2 separate regions of the Homo sapiens genome follow, and region 2 is linked to region 1. A link is an interaction called in ENCODE POLR2A ChIA-PET data of the cell type or tissue named here. Cell type or tissue: HepG2. All regions are shown on one strand. Links, peaks and the distances in the headings refer to the core of each region. The heading gives the core; the rest is flanking DNA.

What was found. ChIA-PET counts read pairs that join two places held together with the same protein. Peaks named below come from ENCODE experiments on the same cell type or tissue, not always from the same donor. Only the 100,000 strongest peaks of a DNase experiment are listed, where the experiment ranks them.
Region 2: POLR2A ChIA-PET joins it to region 1 with 45 read pairs; 1 of 35 experiments calls an interaction of 5 or more read pairs at or near these places.

Annotation. Positions count from the first base shown.
Region 1 is chr2:145,821,059-145,826,450 of GRCh38, forward strand. It overlaps the pseudogene METAP2P1. Among named protein-coding and RNA genes, the nearest start is that of LINC01966, 940 kb to the left of the region's middle. In HepG2, for the core only: no CTCF peak of the experiment used is centred there; a DNase peak (open chromatin) is centred at 2,273; H3K4me3 peaks cover 653 bases.
Region 2 is chr2:145,759,556-145,764,947 of GRCh38, forward strand. It overlaps LOC124908059 (a long non-coding RNA gene), which reads left to right. Exons shown (of 2, transcript XR_007088682.1): 2 at 5,148-5,392. Among named protein-coding and RNA genes, the nearest start is that of LINC01966, 880 kb to the left of the region's middle. In HepG2, for the core only: no CTCF peak of the experiment used is centred there; DNase peaks (open chromatin) are centred at 1,486 and 1,966; H3K4me3 peaks cover 383 bases.

The DNA of each region.
Region 1 (5,392 bases), core at 274-5,273:
CTTGACTGCTGCCTATTTTTATAAAGTTTTGTTGGAACACAGCCACTCTCATTTATTTACATTTAGTCTATGCTTGCTTCTGTGCTACAAAGACAGAGGCGAGTAGTTGTGAAATGGACCGTGTAGCCCCCAAAGCCTAAAATGTTTATTATCTATTGCTATTGAAGATTTTGCCAATCTCTGCATTTTTTTATTGCTATGTAGCACACGATGCATTTTATTTGTTTATCTCATTATTGTCTGTCTCTTTGTACTTGAATGTAAACTCCTCCAGTACAGGAGTTTCCAACATTGTTTATTGTGGTACCCCCAGCACCTACAACAATGTGGAGAGAGCATATAGGGTGTTCAATAAATATTTGTGAATGCATGAAGAAATTTACTGGCTGACATATTTTGACTCTATACACTCATCTCATGTCTCTTAAAGATGTCAATGTTCTCTATAGCAACTCTCTGAGATATCTTAATCTAAAAAAGAAAACTTCATCTTGCTAATGACAGTAATATTTATGGCGATGCGGTGATTGCCGGCCATCAGTTTTGGATTTAGTTTTGTTCATAAAGATAACCTTACTCCACAGGAATTTGGATTTTAAAAATTATACTCATGAACAAATTTGATAAGAAAATGTGCTGTGTGTAACATCGTAGAACAGTGAGGATAGAAGGTATGGGATATATTCTTTCTGTATTCATTATTTAAAAAAAAATTTGAAAGATCTTATGAGGTCTTTAAAAATTCCTCATTGAAACATACACCTGAAGTGTTATGGTTTATTCAGAGGAGTCCAGAATCTAAAATCAGAAGTGGGGTTAGAGCCCTGGCTCTATCATGTACCAGCTATACGAACCTGAGGTGGAGATTATGAAAATATCCATCTTACAGGGTTATTTTGAGCATTAAATGAGATGAATATAATTTAACTTATTGTACAATAAATATTCAGTAAATGTAAGCTTCATCTGGAAACTCTGAGCTAAGTTTATTTAAAAAACAACAAATGTTATAACTTTATGGGCTACCACTACTCCAGGAAAAAATACCTGATGTGCATAAAATTGACTTTGTGCTTTTCTCACCATTGGTTCAGTGTTTGTTTTTTTCCTGCATATTTCTCAACGTGGTTTCATAGAAATTTGAAGTGAGCTGACTTAAATTGGCTCATATTTTCCACTGACTAGCTGTGTAGCCTTAAGCGAGCTATTTAATATCCTTGAGATTCAATTTCTCCTCATCCTCCTTACCTAAAATGAGGATGATAATAATACCTACCTAACAGTGCTCTTATGAGGATTAAAGGATTACGTATGTAAAGTACTTAGCAGGGCATCTAGCATATTTTAAGTTCTTAGATTCCAATTCATCAAGGTTCTCCTCTGTCTCTCCTTTTAAGCCTTGCTTCCCATGGTCAGTCAATCATATAGGGTATGGTTATGCTAATTTTCAGGTTTCCTCGAAAATTTATTAAAAAATCTACTAAAGAATATGGCAGAATTTGTAATACTCTATGTCCAAGATATTTACATTTTACTGGTTTTGAAATCACCTTCCTCCTACACACACACACACACACAGACACACAAACACACGCACACGAAAACTTAAAGAAATTTGTCTTTGGTAATAAGCTCAAGACCCCCCTTCCAAGAAAAAAAGAGCAGAAAATCTTTTTCTAATCTTTCAAATCATGCCATGTAGATACTATGTAATTATCCTAGTTTTGACATAGTTGTTCCCTTTAAATATATCTGTACTAACATCCTGTCTTGCCCCTAGTATCAATTCAGTCTATAGATATTTTGGAGGGGAGGGGAGAAAAAATGTGTAGGTTTCTTTTGTTTTATTCTCTGAATTGGAAAAGTAGTTGTGTTACTGTAAAAATCTGACATGCAGCTCAAGAAGAAAAAGGTGTCTGTTCCCATAACTCTACTCTGAGCTCTGACAGTCAGTGTAAGTCTGCCTTTTTTAGCATTGAAATTCACCATCTTTTTTTTTTCTATTTGTTTCCTTTACTGCTGCTGTGTACAGGCGGAATGAGTAAAGCTCTTCCCACATTGCATCTGAAAGTTCTTTCCTGCCATACCTAGCCACTTAAAGAAGCATTTCTCTGTTTATTAGTTTCTCTCTTGCTCATTATTTTACCTTTATCTACATTCTTCTGCATTTCATCTGTGTCTTTGATCAGACTGTACTCTGACCTATTTCTAGCTTGAAAAGGTTTTATTCACAGAATTTTCCCACCTATCCTAACCTTTCTCAGAGTCAGTTATTTTTCCAAAGGGTCAACAGCTATGGAATTCCCTATGCTAACTTCAAATAGTGACCTCTTTAAATAAACATTGCTAAAAGGAGTTGTTCAAAGACGATTGTGTGGTCTAAATAAAGCTGGGTTTAGTCAACCTTGTGAAGCAGTTGCAGTTTATCTTCCTCTTCCTTCTCTTCTATAAGAATATGACTATCCTATATTTCATTATCTTAGAGCTTGGCTTTAGCTGGTTGACATCAATGCTTAAACATTCAGTTAATATGGGTCTTCATAGTCTTCATTCCCAACTCTCTCTCTGTCATTACTAGCATTTTCACTTACCTTATTTTAAGAATTGAAACATATTTTTAAAAATATAATTTAACATCTTTGAAATTGGGATAAATTTTAGAGTTGATGATCTGCCATGGTTAAATTGGTAATATATTTTTTCTTTAGTTGTACATATAATAGTGACAGGTTTTATAATTGATGACATCTTAGATTCAATGAAGTCAGAACTAAGTAAGCCCTAGAAAGCACAAGACATTGATTGGTGGGAGTCAATCCCTAATAGTGGAATTTCAGGCACAATTGAATCTTAATGGGAATGTTAATTTTGGCCAGGGAGAAACACCCTTACTTTCTCCAGACTCTATTCTGCAGGTGACTGCTGACTTCAGCTATAAACCAGCTGGCCCTAACTCCAAAAGAAGCAACTCAGAACTTAACTGATGCAAGCAGCTTGCATTGCAGGGATGGAAAGGCTGACATTATTTTCATAGGAAAAGTTTCTGCTATTTAGGAAAATGCTAAAATAGTTAAAAGGAACGTAAATAAAGAGGAAGAATGAGTATAGAGTGTGTTCCAGGGGGACTCGCTCTGCTTAGTTTAGCAACAGGTCAGCAGGATTTGTAAAACCTTTTAAATGAAAAGCTATACAGAGCTTTACACTTATTCCTAGCATTAATTCTTTCTTCCCTATGACTATTGCATGAAATTTCTCTTCACAAAGTAGAAGTGTGACACTTTGTCAATGTAAATGGGATAAAATAACATGCACAATCTGTTCAGTTTTTTGTCATTAAACAACTTGATTTAATCATCATATAGCCTGTGTCCTCTACTTATTTTCTAGTTGTTCATTCATGATTTGGACATCTAGGAGAAATATTTCATGATTGGAAATCTAGGAGAAATATTTGGAAATCTAGGAGAAATAATGAGATAAACAAATAAAATGCCTCGTGCTACATAGCAATAAAAAATGCAGAGGTTGGCAAAATCTTCAATAGCAATAGATAGTAAACATTTTTGTGCAAAAGTGACACTGCTATGTCTTCCATCTGACATGGGTTTGACTGGCCATGTACCTTCAGAAATCGTTGGGCTCTAGGGACTATGTGCTTGCCATAGGAAGAATTTGCCATTAGAGCGTAATCTTGTAAATTAGCAGCAGAACAGAAGCCCACTTCTCTTCCCGGTAAATTCTGTAGTCAGAAGACAAAAAAAAAAGTTATTTTTTTCTAAAATTATAACCATATATTTCTACCAAAATATAAGTAATTTATATTATTCTATTAGTCAATTATTGTATTGCTATAAAGAAATAACTGAGACTGGGTAATTTATAAAAAAAAGAGGTTTGTTTTGGCTCACAGTCCTGCTGGCTATACAGGAAGCATAGGACCAGCATCTGCATCTGGTGAGGGCCTCAGGAAGCTTCTAATTATGGCAGAAGGTAAAGGGGGATACAGTTATGTCACATGGTAAGAGTGAGAGCAAGGGAGAGGGAGGAATTTCCAGGCTCTTATAAATAACCAGATCTCGTGTGAACTCATAGAGTGAGAACACACTCATTACCATGAGGACAGCAGCAAATTATTCATGAGGGATCCACTATCATAACCAAACATGTCCCACCAGGCCCCACCTCCAACACTGATGATCACATTTCCACATGAGATTTGGAGGGGACAAATATCCAAACCATATCAATTATTAAAGTTTAATTATTTAAAATCATGAATCAAAATTAGAATATAGGTTAAACTGTACGCTGTTACTTTCCAGACAATCATAAAATATTTATTAATCTTATCTCAGAGATGAGGTCAACATTCCCTGAATTTTTAAATCTTCCCCAATTATTTCTGCTGAGGTTGATTGATGGACCACATTTGGATATGATTAGACTTGACGTTTATGGTTCCTTTGATTTTTTTTTTTCAGATCTGAAAATATCTTTTTTTTTTTAGGAAAAAGATTCCAGGCAGGTTAAAAATTAACAATAGAGGGTATCGATGCAGAATTGTAGTCATTCTAAGCATTCAAGAAATACGGGAATATAAATATCTGGAAACCGGCTCTTAGTTTTCAAAACAAAAGGTGTAAGTCATTCCTAACTAATCTGAGCTTTATAGCATTTTCCTAGATAGGAAGGGGAAAAACAGTTAACATTTGAAAGTCCTGAAAGCTTTTTCTTTGGTTCATTACGTTAGACTGTTTACCTTTGATCAAATTCCTTCTTTTTTATTATTATTTTTTTACTTTTTTGAAACGAAGTCTTGCTCTGTCACCCAGGCTGGAGTTCAGTGGTGCCATCTTCGCTTTCTGCAACCTTCGCCTCCTGGGTTCAAGAGATACTCCTGCCTCAGTCTCCCGAGTAGCTGGGACTACAGGCGCATGCCACGACGCCTGCATAATTTTTTGTATTTTTAGTGGAGATGGGATTTCGCCATGTTGGCCAGGCTGGTCTCGAACTCCTGACCTCAGGTGATCCACCCACCTCGGCCTCCCAAAGTGCTTGGATTACAGGTGTCAACCACCTTGCATGGCCAAATTTCTTCTTTTTTAAACACAGATAAAAATATTATACAGGTCCACTGTTAAAATAGACAACATGTTGCAAATTAATTTGATATGTATTCCAAAAAAGCTTAGAAAATAAAGGTGTTAAAGTTGCTTTGGACTAAGTTTAATAGTCATCTCCTCTGCTGACAACTTCTTTACATGTTGGATGCAACACTATGGTATGTTCAAACTGCACTGTGTATGATCCTTTACTGTCACACAATGGTGGATACAATTTCCAAGTCACAGATTCTTCAGAGCCATCAAGAATTTCCTTTCTCCCAAGCAAT
Region 2 (5,392 bases), core at 88-5,087, 62 kb before region 1:
CTAGCTCAGAAACTTATAATGTAAAGTTTTCATGTTCAGCTCACTTCTTAGTTTACAAAAACCCTTATCAAAAGAGCATTCTAAATTGGAATTAGTTAGTGATCCAGGTCTCTAAAGCCCAGGACTGGAAGAAAAGATTTCTTAATTACACCAGCAGGGGCTTGGTTTCTATTCTTAGTGCATCTGGGTAATGTGGTTATGTTCATGATGCGTCTAGTTTCTGCACTGCCAGGGATAGCCTTCGGTTCATTCTATGTTAGGGTGTACAAATGGAGGGTCTCTGAGTTTGCTCTTTTTCCTGGATAGAGGTAATTCAGGATTCTCAAAAGCAACATATCAATGTAATTTTTATTGTGCTATGTCTTAGGCCAATCAGATTGAAGTTTATGTAAAACACAAAATTATTAAAACAAAGGATAATTTGATAGGAATTTTGAGTTATTTGCATATCCTGTTCAGTGAATGTCACTACTCAGCCCTCACTGAAAGTAGATCGGATTGAAACTTCCAGGCTACCTTGAGGGAGAAGTAAGGGTTACTATTCAGAGAGTATCTATGCTGCAGTTTTCTGCTAGTAGGCCATCTATGAAATGGGAAACTCAGGGTGTCTTTCTTTGCCAATAGAGCACCATCTATGTGCTTCTGTTTCTGAGAGGAAGAGTAAGTGTCAGGAATCAGTTTCCAACAATCTCTCTTTTTCTGCCTGAAAGTTGAGTTATGTGTTCTGAATTACTGTAAATTTTTATACAAACCTATGTCCTTGTGATATTGTTTGATTTATAACTTTTGGCTACCTTCAAAGTTCTGAAAAGTACAACAAAACACAGCTTAGGGAGAAAATACAGATTTCTTTTTAACAGAAATAGTTGGTGAGTTAAATCAAGGGCCCAAATATTTTTAATTGCTGTACTTTTTTATTTAAAAATATACAATAGTCTACCCTGAGGTAAAAAATAAATAGCTTGGTGTCATAAAGTTAATAGACACTATTCACAAAGTTGGGTTTAATACCAAGGCGTTTATTTTCGATCATTAAAAATCTACTTCAGATGGCAATATTCTTTTGTACAAAAATTTAACAGAAATTCATTTACATTCTTCTCCATTTTATGTTTATCTGAGGAAAATGATGCCATAAGTTCTTATGAAACAGAACAAGCCAAAAACTTTTCTTTTAACTAATCCTGATGAAGTTTGTCAAAGTAAGATTTAAGGCAAGAAGGTTGCTTCTTGGCAGGAGAATTCTGGAAGGGAAAAGTGGCTGAAACTTTGCATGGTTGCATTTGTTTCTGGTCAAGCTGCCTTATCACAATTCAAACTCTCATGCTGGGAAATTGCTCTTTCTTTGGTACCTTTTCTGCCAGAATTCAACTCTAACAACAAAAGTTTATAAACAATGAAAATTCCAGCTGGTTGACATCAGCGTCACGAAGCTTTCTCTTCACACTGATACAAATATTTACCCTGAGCTCTGGCAAGGCTTTCCTTGCCCATGTCACCCTTAATCATACATTTTTCCTTGATTGAGTTATGCTTTCCAGTATGTGATTTGCTCTGGTTTACTTTTTAACACATCCCAGAGGCTTCGTCAAAATCAACTCTGGGCAGGCCATGTCATTTGGTAGCTGCCAAACATGTTATTGAGAAGAAACTTGGCAAATATCAAACCAGTCCTCTCTAACTGCTCTAATAAATGTTTGTTCTTTTTGACCACCATTTACTTTTTAGGTCCCTGATATCCATAAAGCTATGAGCCAAGAAAGTAAGCAGAGATGCACTCAATTCCCTATAATCTATTCCCTTGAGATAACGCACCAATTTCTCTTCCAGGTACCTTATTGCAAAGAAGTTGAAAATTTCAAAGGTTTCATCAATGACTCTTTATTTCCTTCAAGAAGACACAAAGGTTATTTTCAAAAGGTTAAAACAACAGATTGATGTACTCTGTTACTGTAGTAAAGTCCACTAGAACAAATATTTGCCACACTAAAGTGACTAGTGGAGGGATTAGCACAAAATATTGCAAATATTTCTACAGAGCTTCCCTTGCCAAAATAAAACATTGGGTTCTCTGCCCTAGGTGCTTGCAAAATCATTGTGAAGTGCATTGATAATGCAGAATTTGGGGAAATTTTTCTCTCAATATTGAAATAATTGTATAAACAGGTGTCCTACCCGATAGAAATATAAATAAATATCTCAGTTACACTAGTTTATACTTATATTGCATTTATGGTTTAGAAAAATCTGGTCATTATACAAAAGCTATATATGGACCATGTGCCACTCTACTAACTCATTTGAAAATAACATGTAGTAAGCTGTGAGAGTTAAACAACTCTTTATTTTGCCTATACTGGCTTAAAAATTAATCTCAAAAATGAGATGGAACCCCCACCTCTGACACATTCATCATTCTTGTTGTTATTGTTGTTGTTTCTCTTGTAGTCCTCAGGGAATGCATGTGAGCATGCACACACACACACACACACACACACACATGCACACACACACACGTTCCTTATACACACAATATACTTTGCTTAGAGGGTCTTATTCTTTCTCTTTGCCAACATACAGCTTCATCTATGTTTTTTTTTTTTTTTTTTAAGAACCATTTTTATTTAACACAATTTGTTTAATTAATGTGATTTCAGATGGCTTGAGGATAAGTGAACACATTTAGGTGGTATAGAGGGAAGATAATTTCAGGCTTGGGAGCCCAGTAAACACACAGAACAACATTGCTCAGGAGATTGTTCACAAGCTAGTTGCCCTTGCCTTTCATTACTTAACCCAAAGAATTTTTAAAAATTCTTAGGTTTTTCAAAAGGACCTCTATGCTGTTTCTTAAGTTTTTCTCTTTTTCTCCCATGACATCATTAGTGCCATTGAAGGTACGACAGTGTTAAGTCACCTTACTCTTTTTTTACTCCTCCCTCCATCTTGCAGCTTATACATGACAATAAGTGTTCATTATTTAATAATGTTTAAATATGCAATACCATTTCTATGTTGAGGTGTGTACTTTCCAGAGCATATTGAAATGCAGTGATGTGTAACAAAACTTACCTTCTGTGATTATTAATACATAAACATATCTGAAGACCATAGTAAATAATTATTATAATCTAAGGTGTGGCCAACATATTTGAGAAAACAGGAATTTAATAAGATATTCTCTTCAGTTCCATGGAAGAAGTTGTAGCGATTTTTTGTTAATGGAATCTCATTATTCTTTTGTATCATAAGAAGTAAATGTAGTGTAGAGACATGAAAGAAATAAGCTCTGAATAGGCCTGAAGGAGTTAGAGCAACTTCGCCAATTCCTAACCTGATCAATTCCCAAGAAAGCAAGAAGAGAAATACCAAGCACTAGTCTTTATGCTAAAGACCAGGTGGAAACCAGAGTGAATGGTAGAATTTATTATCCCTACTTTACAGGCCATGGGAAGAAGACCCTGGAAATTTCACTACCTTGCTCCTGGTAATTTAACTGGTGAATGGAGATTAGAGGTTTGAACCTAGTTAGGTTTGACAAATAGGCTTGTGTTTTTTACCTCACTTGGAGTGTCCCAGTGGAGTGACCCAGAGGGCCAGATTTGGCCAAGTGTGCACTTAACTGGCCTAAGGCACTGGGGGATTTAACAAATGGATAGCCAGTTAGGGACTAACCTCACATATCTATAGGGAATCATTATAATATTCAAATTGTGGGGATTTTCTTGGAAATAAAGTTAAAAATGGGATACTCTTTGTTTTCCCTCTGTACCCTGTGGAACTCCGGAGTTCTGCAGAGGGAGGTTAGGAGCTCCTACTGAGGCTAACATGGTGGCCAAAGAGGTAGCACTGGGACCCCACCCCTGCTATTGTCTAAAGGTCCACTCTTATCTTTTTTGATACATTAGGAATCTGCATAAGACTTTATTTATATAATTAAAAAATAATGTTTTAAACCCAAGAATTTTTATGACTCAGATCTTTGAGCATATTAAAGATACTTGAGAAATAGTTTGATCCAGACCATAATTTACATAAAGTTGCAATTTTTGCATGACATCCAAAGGCCCTTAAAGTCAAGACATCAAGTCACTGATGAGACTAGGACTCAATATAAACCTGATTTATGCTCAATTTTTCAAACAGTAAGAAAGTATGAATTACTAATTATATACCTTTATGCTCCAGTTAATGTAATAAAAGATAATGTGTATAAGTTTGCTTTCATATACACCATTGAGATTGCTTATTCAAGGGACTGTATTAATGATTCAAAGGGCAGTTTTTTATTGATTTGAATTTTTCTACATTATATGCAAGTTATATCTGATAAGACAGTAGTTCTTTATTTAATTTTAACCTAACAAAGTCTATTGTGAAGCGGAAAACACTGTTTTTGAGATTTTAGTTCTTTTCAGAATTGTTCAGGACAATGCTTATATTATGAGAATATATCTGGTTAGATCCATTGAACTAGAATTTCCAGGAGTAGGAAGCAGAAAACTGTACTGTAAAATCATGCCTAGGAGGTCTTGAATAATCAATCAGATTGGAAACCACTGATGTGCCCTATTTGATTTTCAGATGTGAAAGGCTTCTTTGCAAGGAGATTATTTTATTTTTATATAAAGCTACCTAATTTTTTAAGATACCATACCTTAGGTCCAGCTCAGTCATGTTTTCCAGACATAAAGTGAAGTGCAGCTGGGAGACAGAAGCAGTATCCGTGGCAGGCCTCCATTTACACAGAGCCCATAAGAATGGCACAGCACCCAGTGAGTCTGACATGCCTGGGGGCTCTGCTGCTCCTCTTACCCACCCTCACATGAAGATGTCTCATTCATCTTTACATCCCCAGTCCTTAGCACAGTATCTGGCACATTTTAGATACTCAACACATGTGTGTTGGTTATAAGAAATAATTAATGAGGACATCATTCAAGTTCAGTGGTAAGAAACTCTCATCAAGACTTCAGTTTTTGTCCCCTTTTAATTTAACCCAATTGCTTCTTAATTTTCAGAAATTGTTTTATCTCTCTCTTTTTTTTAGGTTCCACAATAGCATTTGACTTTCTTCTCCTAACTTTAATTTGATATCTTCCTATAGTTTCCATTTCTCAGATTCCCTCCTTCATCTTCTCTTACAGGCACAGCCAATCAACCATCCATCCTCTCCTCAACCTTCCAGAAGACTGTGAGTCCTGAGAGCATAGAAACTCTCCTGATGTTGCTCCCAGACCGTGACCCGTGCTGGCAAAGCTTCTATTCCCATGTGGCTGCATGTTTCATAAGGAGAGCTACTAAAATGCAGGAAAGCACAAAGTCTTAATTGCTTGCTAGTGGGCACTCAGCCAACACGCTGTTAGCAGAATGAAATCCAATCTTAGAGAAA